Regions from separate parts of the Homo sapiens genome. Here region 2 is linked to region 1. Evidence: chromatin loops called from intact Hi-C (ENCODE). Cell type or tissue: PC-9. All regions are shown on one strand. Links, peaks and the distances in the headings refer to the core of each region. The heading gives the core; the rest is flanking DNA. Region 1 overlaps EPS15-AS1 (EPS15 antisense RNA 1). Region 2 overlaps OSBPL9 (oxysterol binding protein like 9).

The links. Peaks named below come from ENCODE experiments on the same cell type or tissue, not always from the same donor. Only the 100,000 strongest peaks of a DNase experiment are listed, where the experiment ranks them.
Region 2: it touches region 1 in a loop (9-fold over the local background); 1 of 110 quality-filtered maps calls a loop at or near these places.

The regions. Positions count from the first base shown.
Region 1 is chr1:51,567,619-51,572,013 of GRCh38, forward strand. The region is part of intron 2 of EPS15-AS1 (EPS15 antisense RNA 1); the gene reads left to right. It also overlaps a transcript of OSBPL9 not described here and the pseudogene CALR4P. Among named protein-coding and RNA genes, the nearest start is that of OSBPL9, 47 kb to the right of the region's middle. RefSeq lists enhancers at 1,640-1,689, 1,850-2,009. In PC-9, for the core only: CTCF peaks have their summits at 1,802 and 2,003; DNase peaks (open chromatin) are centred at 233, 1,823, 2,333 and 2,893; H3K4me3 peaks cover 1,608 bases; H3K27ac peaks cover 4,000 bases.
Region 2 is chr1:51,646,374-51,650,768 of GRCh38, forward strand. The region is part of intron 1 of OSBPL9 (oxysterol binding protein like 9); the gene reads left to right. Among named protein-coding and RNA genes, the nearest start is that of OSBPL9, 31 kb to the left of the region's middle. RefSeq lists a silencer at 1,447-1,655. In PC-9, for the core only: no CTCF peak of the experiment used is centred there; DNase peaks (open chromatin) are centred at 2,178 and 3,288; H3K4me3 peaks cover 1,193 bases; H3K27ac peaks cover 3,953 bases.

The DNA.
Region 1 (4,395 bases), core at 166-4,165:
CTCTAGATCTACTTTTTAACCTGTAAAATGGAGATGACAGTATTTAATTTATAAGATTTTGTAAGAATTAAATGAGATAACACATATAAAATGCATCTCCTTCCCCCTTGGCTGAGGACCAGCACACACTCACCCTGCACTTGATGGTCTTGTTCTCATGGTATTTCTCTCAGTAATGAGGGATGACCTGTACTTTGTTGTTGCCAAAGCCACAAATGTCAGGGCCTGGAAATTAAACCCCAAAGCATAATTTCACATAGCTTTAAGGCAGTTTGCCTGGTCTAAGGCCAAGACCCAAGACAAACACAGCATGTGTATTAATCAGAGTCCCAGCAGGATATAGATGGCACAATCAAATTTGGGATTATTTGAGAAGGATTTAATAAAAGGACTATTTACAAAGGTTGGGGCAGGACATTGTGAAAACATAAAGTATAGTGCTATGCTCAGGGCTAGCAACAATGGGGTTCTACCCCTAGGCCTAAAGGGGCTAGAAGGAGTGCTTGCCAGAGCCTGGAAGAAAGAATCCTGTGGAAAAGACAGGCAAGAGAGAAGCTGACTTTCAGTTGAGGAACACAACTCTCTTTTCCATCTCTGATCTCCCAGGGCTCCCATTGACCAAACCCAACCAGAAACCCCTTCTGTGTCAGGCATTTTATACCATGTCATTTAATTCTTACAAGTAGGTGTTACTATCCCCCACTTTTAGCTGGGAAAATTGTGGCTCAGAACAGTTAAGCAGGTTGCTCAAAGACAAACAGCTAGTAAGTAGCATTGTTGGTATTCAAACCCAAGGCTACCTAGAAACAGAGCCTGGGGCCCTTTATGCTTTGTAAAAACTCTAGAGGGAACTCTAGAGATCATCAGTGTCTCTGAGCCCAGAAAGCCTTATCTGCCAACAGTTGGGAATAGATTTAACATAATTTTCTTTTCTTTTCTTTTTTTTGAGACGGAGTCTCAGAGTCTCACTCTGTCACCCAGGCTGTCGCCCAGGCTGGAGTGTAGTGGTGCAACCTCAGCTCACTGCAACCTCTGCTTCCCAGGTTCAAGCAATTCTGCTGCCTCAGCCTCCTGAGTACCTGGAATTACAGGCTCCCGCCACCACACCTGGCTAATTTTTCTTTTTCTCGAGACGGAGTCTTGCTCTATCAGCCAGGCTAGAGTGCAGTGGTGCAATCTCGGCTCACTACAACCTCCATCTCCCAGGTTCAAGCAATTATCCTGCCTGGTATTACAGGTGCTAGCCACCATGCCTGGCTAATGTTTGTATTTTCAGTAGAGATGGGGTTTCACCATGTTGGCCAGGATGCTCTCGAACTCCTGACCTCAAGTGATCTACCCGCCTCAGCCCCCCGCCACCCAGAGTGCTGGAATTACAGGGGTGAGCCACTGCACCCAGCCTTAACTTAATTTTCAACCTTACCTCCCATGTTACCACTCTCACTATCCAAAACACACACGTGCTTAAGTAAGATCTGGACTGCCCCAAGGAGGCCTAGTTACATATTTAGGTTACAGATACAACACTCTGGACACATTTCAGATGCTAAAAAAAGGTCACTTCCTTGACCTCCTGTGCCTTTCTCTCACTGAGGCAGAGTACAATGCCTTATTGTAGTGTACCTGTGAGAGGGTCTACGTAGCTGATGACCTCCTTCTCCTCTTCTGAGAACTGGAAAATGTCTCCCTGTGCTATAGATTTCTTAATATGGTACCATGTGCCTCCCCACCTCTGTGGTTTACTTATATTAACATTCAGGTTTAGAGTTGCTTTTTTCAGGTCTTTGAAGAGTCCTGCCACATGGAGGCGGGGTGGAGTTATCATATTAGACATTTTCTGTTCCAAGTGAATCTGAGCGTTTTCAACAACTACAGTGGCTGTCATTAGGACCTAATGGAGCTGACAGTGACTGCTATCAGAGAGCTTACCAAACATGATGTGATACTTGGATCCTGAGTGCATATCCTCCTGGTTCAGGGTGGCAGGAAAGAGTTTTACATATCCGCCACCACAATACTTCCTTTGCTTGTGTTTTACTGAAAACTGAAACACCAAGGTCTCATTCTCATTGCTGAATGCTTCAACCTGGTTGAGAAGGCATAAAACTTGGCATGTTCACTGGTTTGGAGACCTAGAAGCAGAAAGCACAGAGTCTTCAGGCTTAAATACCCAAAAAGCAGCCAGAGAGATCCAGCACTTGACCTCACCAATCTCTGGTATTTTCTTCCATACCTGTGCTGAAAGCTTTGCACACATACTTTTATTCAAGCCTCAGAGCAACCCTGCAAAATGAGTATTATCTCCACTTTACAATCAGGAGGCTGAGTCATAAGGAGGTGAGTCACCTGCCTAGGGCCACATAGCTAGCAAGGAGCCAAGCTGGAATTTTAAGCCACGTTTGTCTGATTCTTTCTGCATACCATGCTACCTCTGATTTTCAAGAGATACTTGAAGACTGTTCTACAACTTTACAAAACAAAGGCCTGTTTTTCCGAGGCTCCCCTGGGTGACCAGAATGAGGTTCTACCATACAAAAATGCTGTGGTAGAAAGAGCCCCTGCACTTTCTGGACATCTTTCTACCATAGCCTCGTAGATCAAATAGTAATCACTGCTAACATTCACTGAACACTTACTCGTTACCAATGTGTTTCATTCACATATATTACTACTGTACTTAATCTTCATAATAACCCCATGAAGTGGGTTCTCCTAATTTCTCTGCTTTATCATGAAGCCATTGAGGCTATTTCACTTGTGCAGGATCACTCAACCAGTTCATTTAATTCTAGAGCCCCCATCTTCAACTATAAGACTTTACTTCCTCCTCCAGAGAGTATCAGGGTAATAATAGATCTCAGAGCCTTTCTAGTCTAACCACATTACTTTATAGATGAGCAGACCAAGCCCCAGGGAGGAAAGGTTACTTACTCAAGATGACAGAGTCACAAATGAAATCATGCCATACAAGCAAAGTCTCCTGGCCTCCAGGCTAGTGGTCTTTCTATTATTCCATGCTGCTGCCCAGCTTACTGGTTAGGGCTCTGTTAACTCTCTGAGTCTCAGTTTCATATCAGCAAAACGTGGAGAATTATTCCTATCTCATAGGATTCCTGGTGAAGGTCAAGTGAGTAAGAGATCTGAGAAGTACTTTGTAAACTGTCAACATAAAATGTAAGGGGCTATCATTATTCGTACTTGGTGAGGTTCCTTTTTTTTTTGGAGACGGAGTCTTGCTCTGTCGCCAGGCTGGAGTGCAGTGGCATAATCTCGGCTCACTGCAACCTCCGCCTCCCAGGTTCAAATGATTCTCCTGCCTCAGCCTCCCAAGTGGCTGGGATTATAGGTTCCCGCCACCACGCCCGGCTAATTTTGTATTTTTAGTAGAGATGGGGTTTCAGCATGTTGGCCAGGCTGGTCTCGAACTCCTGACAGGCGTGAGTCACCACACCCGGCTGGGTCCTTCCTTATGATCCCACAGCTCTCTGTACTTTCCTGGGTCACACTATGTTGAAACTAGGTTTATTTCAGTCTCTTTGAATAATTTTTAGCTTCTGAAGAACAGGTGCATCTTTATATTCCCTGAATCTGGAACAGGACCTGACATAGAAGAAAGACTCAATAAGTATGTGTTAAATTACACAGAAGAATCACAGGTCCTGATTCAGACATCTCAAGAGCACTTATTGTACACCAGGCTCTGTGGTAAACACTTTCATGTCTGACATTATGTTAGGAGTTGTCTACATTTTAAATAATATGCTTGGCCTGGCATGGTGGTTCATGCCTCTAATCCCAGTACTTTAGTATGTCAGGGCAGGAGGACTGCTTGAGGCCAGGAGTTTAAGACCAGCATGGGCAACATAATGAGACCTTGTCTTTGCAAAAAAAATTAAAAATTAGTTGGGGATGGTGGTACATGCCTGTAGTCCCAGCTACTCCAGAGGCTGAGGTGGGAGAAGCATTTGGGCCCAGGAGTTTGAGGCTGCAGTGAGCTACGATCACACCATTGCACTCCAGCCTGGGTGACAGAGCAAGACCCTGTCTTAATCAAAACAAAACAAAATTGAACAAAGTATGCTTACTTCCCCAAAGACCCCAAGAACAGCTAGAGTAACCAGGGAAGACTTCACGGAGGAGGGCGTGTGCACAAGGCAAAGAGCACCGAACCTGCAGGCAAGACCAAGTTTTGAGTCTCTATTCTGCCAAACCCTACTTCGTAGCTCAATTCCACCTGCCTTCTCTCTGAGCCTCTTTTGTAACCCAGGACTCTTCTAAAGAACTAGGAGGAATCCAATGAACCTGAGTGGGATACAATGTGAGGGACAACAACCAAGAAACCACACTGAGAGGAGATGAGTGGCTGAGCAGACTACCCTCACTGGCATCACCAAG
Region 2 (4,395 bases), core at 257-4,256, 79 kb after region 1:
TATTATAAATGGAATTGTTTTCTTAGTTATATCTCCAAATTTTTTAAATCTGAAAGTATAGAAATACAATTAATTTTTGTTATTGAATTTCTGTTTGAAACTTTGGTGAGCTCATTTATTAGCTCTAATAGTTTGTTTTTGGTGTGGATTCCTTAGGATTTTCTTTGTTGTTGTTGTTTTTTGTTTTTGAGACGGAGTTTTGCTCCATTGCCCAGGCTGGAGTGCAGTGGCACAATCTCGGCTCACTACAACCTCCTGGGTTCAAGCGATTCTCTAGCCTCAGCCTCCTGAGTAGCTGGGACTACAGGCGCCCACCACTCCCAGCTAATTTTTGTATTTTTAGTAGACATGGGGTTTCACCATGTTGGCCAGGCTGGTCTTGAACTTCTGACCTCAAGTGATCCACCTGTTGCAGCCTCCCAAAGTGCTGGGATTACAGGTGTGATCCATTGCACCCAGCCCCCTAGGATTTTCTATATGGAAGGTTATGTCTTCTTCAAACAGAAATACTTTAAACTCTTCCTTTCTAATCTAGATGCCTTTATTTCCTTTTCTTGCCTGATTTCTCTGGCTAGTACCTCCAGTACAGTGTTGAGCAGGAGTAGCAAGATAAGACATTTTTGTCTTGTTCTTAGGTATAAAGCTTTTAATCTTTCATCATTACATATGCGGTTACCTTGGGCTTTTCATAGATGCCCCTTATTAACTCAAAGAAGTTCCCTTCTGTTTCTAGTTTGTTGAGTGGTTTTTATCATGAAATGGTGTTAGATTTTTTTAAAAGTACGTTTTCTGTGTCTTTTGAGATGATCATGTGATTTTTGTTCTTTATTTTATTAATATGGTATATTATATTGATTGTTTCTTATACGTTGACTCAACCTTGTATTCTTGGGATAAATCCCACTTGGTCATAGTATATAATCCTTTTTATATCTTGCTGGATTTTGTTCGCTAGTATTTTGTTGAGAATTTGTCCATCTATATTAGAAACAGATACTGTTTTTTACGTACGATTTTTTTTCTGGTTTTGGTATTAGAATAATACTAGCTTTATAGAAAAAATTGGAAAGTGTTCGCTCTTCTATATTTTGGAAGAGTTTGTGAAGGTATGTCGTTAATTCTTTAAACATTTTATAGAACTCACCATCTGGGCCTGCGCTTTTCTTTGTGAGAAGTTTTTTGATTACTAATTCAGTCTTTTTACTTATTTTACGTCTATTCAGATTTTCTATTTTTTCTTTAGTCAGTTTTGGCAGTTTATATCTTTCTTGGAATTTATTGGTTTCATCTAATTTGTTGTTCCTTGTATTTCCTTAGAATTTTTTTGTTTTTGTAAGATTGGTAATAATGTTTTTTTTCTTTCATTCCTGATTTTAGTACTTTGAATCCCCTTTTTTTTCCTTGGTCAGTCTAGCTAATGATTTATCAATTTTGTTGATTTTTTAAAGAACCAACTTTTGGCTAGGCACAGTGGCTCGCACCTGTAGTCCCAGCACTTTGGGAGGCTGAGGCAGGTGGATTGCTTGAGCTCAGGAGTAGCCCGAGAACCCCTTCTGAGTAGAACATATCAGTTCGATATTCCCACTTCATGGGGGTAATCCTGTTTTGTCATCCAGCTGAAAAGACAGTAGCATTCATTTCAGAGTGGTCCTTTTTTAAGGTACCGGGCCTTGTAGCTGGAGGCAGAGAGAGTGACAGTTACTGGGCTGTAGACCACATATCTATTTGTGCCAATTTGCTTGAAAAAGGACATTTGTTAGCAGGTTTCAGAACATTGGTAAGATAACACTCAGTAGGAAGATTGCTGGCGTTATGTCAGCTACCTTTCTTTCATTACCAGAAGCTACTAGGATTCATCAGAAATAACCTAATATTTGGTGAATGGCATTGGCTTAGACAGATTTGCTTCAGACCAGGAGGTAGCTGAAGATCACTGGCAGCTGGGACTTTCCTCCTTATCTCTGTGCTTCTCTTGCTGTGTAGGCTTGCTTTCTTCGCATAGAAGGCACAGGACCAGTGGCCTCTGTACCTCACAGCTTCAAGAGCAGATAGGAGGGAGCTCTTCCCTTTGCCCCGGTTGAAAAACTTCCTGGGAGATGACTCTGTCCTGCCCTGTGGGGTAGTGGGTCCTGTGATTGGTCAGCTTCCTTTATCAGAAAAGGCTGTGTCTGGTGAAAGCAGTCACACCAGCTTCCCTATAGCCCCGCATTAAAGCTGAGTGGAGAGAGGGAGGGAGAGGGCCCTGTGCTATTGTGAAAGAGGATAATTTGATGCTATTACAGCTCAGATAAGGTCTGGGAGAATGATTTGCCGGACAGGCATCTCCAACTGTGCAACTCAGCCACATTTTACATATGTAACACTGGGTAACTTACTTGATATCCCTAGTGTCATTTTCATTTTTAATATAGGAATAATTCTTACCATGCAAAGGCTTGTAAGGTTTACTGTATATAAAGTGCCTGTTACATAAGGGGCAGCAATGAGTGAGGATCTGCTGCTTCTGCTATTGTTATTATTAATGTTGCTATTATCCCTTTCTCCAAGTCCTCTTATTTAACGGTGTTATTTTTCTAAAACACACCTTTAAGAATGCTATTGCCCTCTTTGTAAACCTTTAGTAGCTCCCCATTAACTATTGAATAAAGTTAAATTTCCTTAACTACTCCATGTTTTTTTTCAGACCCTTCAGGATCTGGTCCCTGTAATCTTCTTTTCAGCCTCATTTTAAAAAATGTTTAATTTTAATTTTTTTGAAACAGTCACACTGTTTCCCAGGATGGAGTGCAGCAGTGCCATCTCTGCTCACTGCAACCTCCGCCTCCCAGGTTCAAGGGATTCTCCTACTTCAGCCTCCCAAGTAGCTGGGATTACAGGTGTGCACCACCATGCCCAGCTAATTTTTGTATTTTTAGTAGAGATAGGGTTTCACCACGTTAGCCAGGCTGGCCTTGAACTCCTGGCCTCACTCAAGTGATCTGCCCACCTCAGTCTCCCAAAGTGTTGGGATTACAAGCGTGAGCCACTGTTCCTGGCCTTCAGTCTTATCTGTAAGTTCCTGTCTGCACCCTGTGCTCTTGTCTGTACATCTACTCTCCTATGAATAGGAAAGTAAAGTTTTCTACATCTGTGCCTTCGCTGATGTTGTTTCCTTGTCTTGGAATGGCCTTTCCCCCACTACCTTCCCTTTCTTTTTATCAGATTTCTTTTTTCTTTCTTTCTTTTTTAAAGCCCCAGGTTGAAACTTGAAACCTGATCATTTCAGTTTTGCTTCCTTCCCTGATCTTTTTCCTTGACTGGGAGGAGCCTTCTGGAGTCCACAGCACTTATTTTTGCTCTATTACGATTGTTTACATGTTAGTCTTTTTTTTTTTTTTTTTTTTTTACATTTTGCAAGAATCTAAGCCAGTTGTTTTGTAGAATGTCACACATTCTGGATTTGCGTGATTATTTCCTGGTTGTATTTGTTTTAATTATTTTCAGTTATCTCTCTTAGTTTTTTCTTTTTTGTTGTTGTTGAAAAAAGGGTTTTGCTCTGTCACCCAGGCTAGAGTGCAGGGGTGTGGTCATGGCTCACTGCAGCCTTGACCTCCTTGGCTCAAGCAGTCCTCCCACCTCTCAGCCTCCTGAGAGCTGGGACTATAGGTGTGTACCACCACACCTAGCTAATATTTTGTATTTTTTGTAGAGATAGAGTTTCGCCATGTTGCCCAGGCCGACCTCAAACTCCTGGGCCCAAGTGACCCTCTTGCCTTGGACTCCCAAAGTGCTGGATTAGGAAATTAGGAAACGACTAGGATTATAATTGGCCCTCTTAATGTTGTTTAATTTGTAACCCTAATAGTTGTATTACCACTGGGACCTGTCTTGCCTTTTTTCTGTTTACTGTAATTTTATTTAAAAAATTGTGTTATAGTAGAAGAGGATCAAGGATGAATATATTCTTACCTTGTTTGGGTTAATTTTGCATTCTAACCTCATCAGGGATTTTCAAATCTAATTATTATTTTTGTGTATTTCCTTTACACTTGAAGGGAAGATAAGTATAGGGTACAGTAAAAGGGCGACTAAATGCTTAAGGAATGTTTTCATCAACTGTTTTCTTTCACTGTGTTATTAGTAAAGAACTCTTTTCAACTCTGCTTGGTATTGAGAAATTTTTTTCCTAAAATATATGATTCCTGATATTTATAGTTAGAACAAAAAGAATACTCTGTTTAGTATCTCGGTAATCACTTCTGAACATGAATTCTTACGGCTCAAGACTTTGGATGTAGGGCATCTATAGTTTCATGTGGGATAATCATCTTTAAAACATAATCATTCAATATTGGCTTGTTTTGCTGCTTTCTCACACAGGTGGAGTACAGGAAAATACCAGTTGTTCAAGTATTA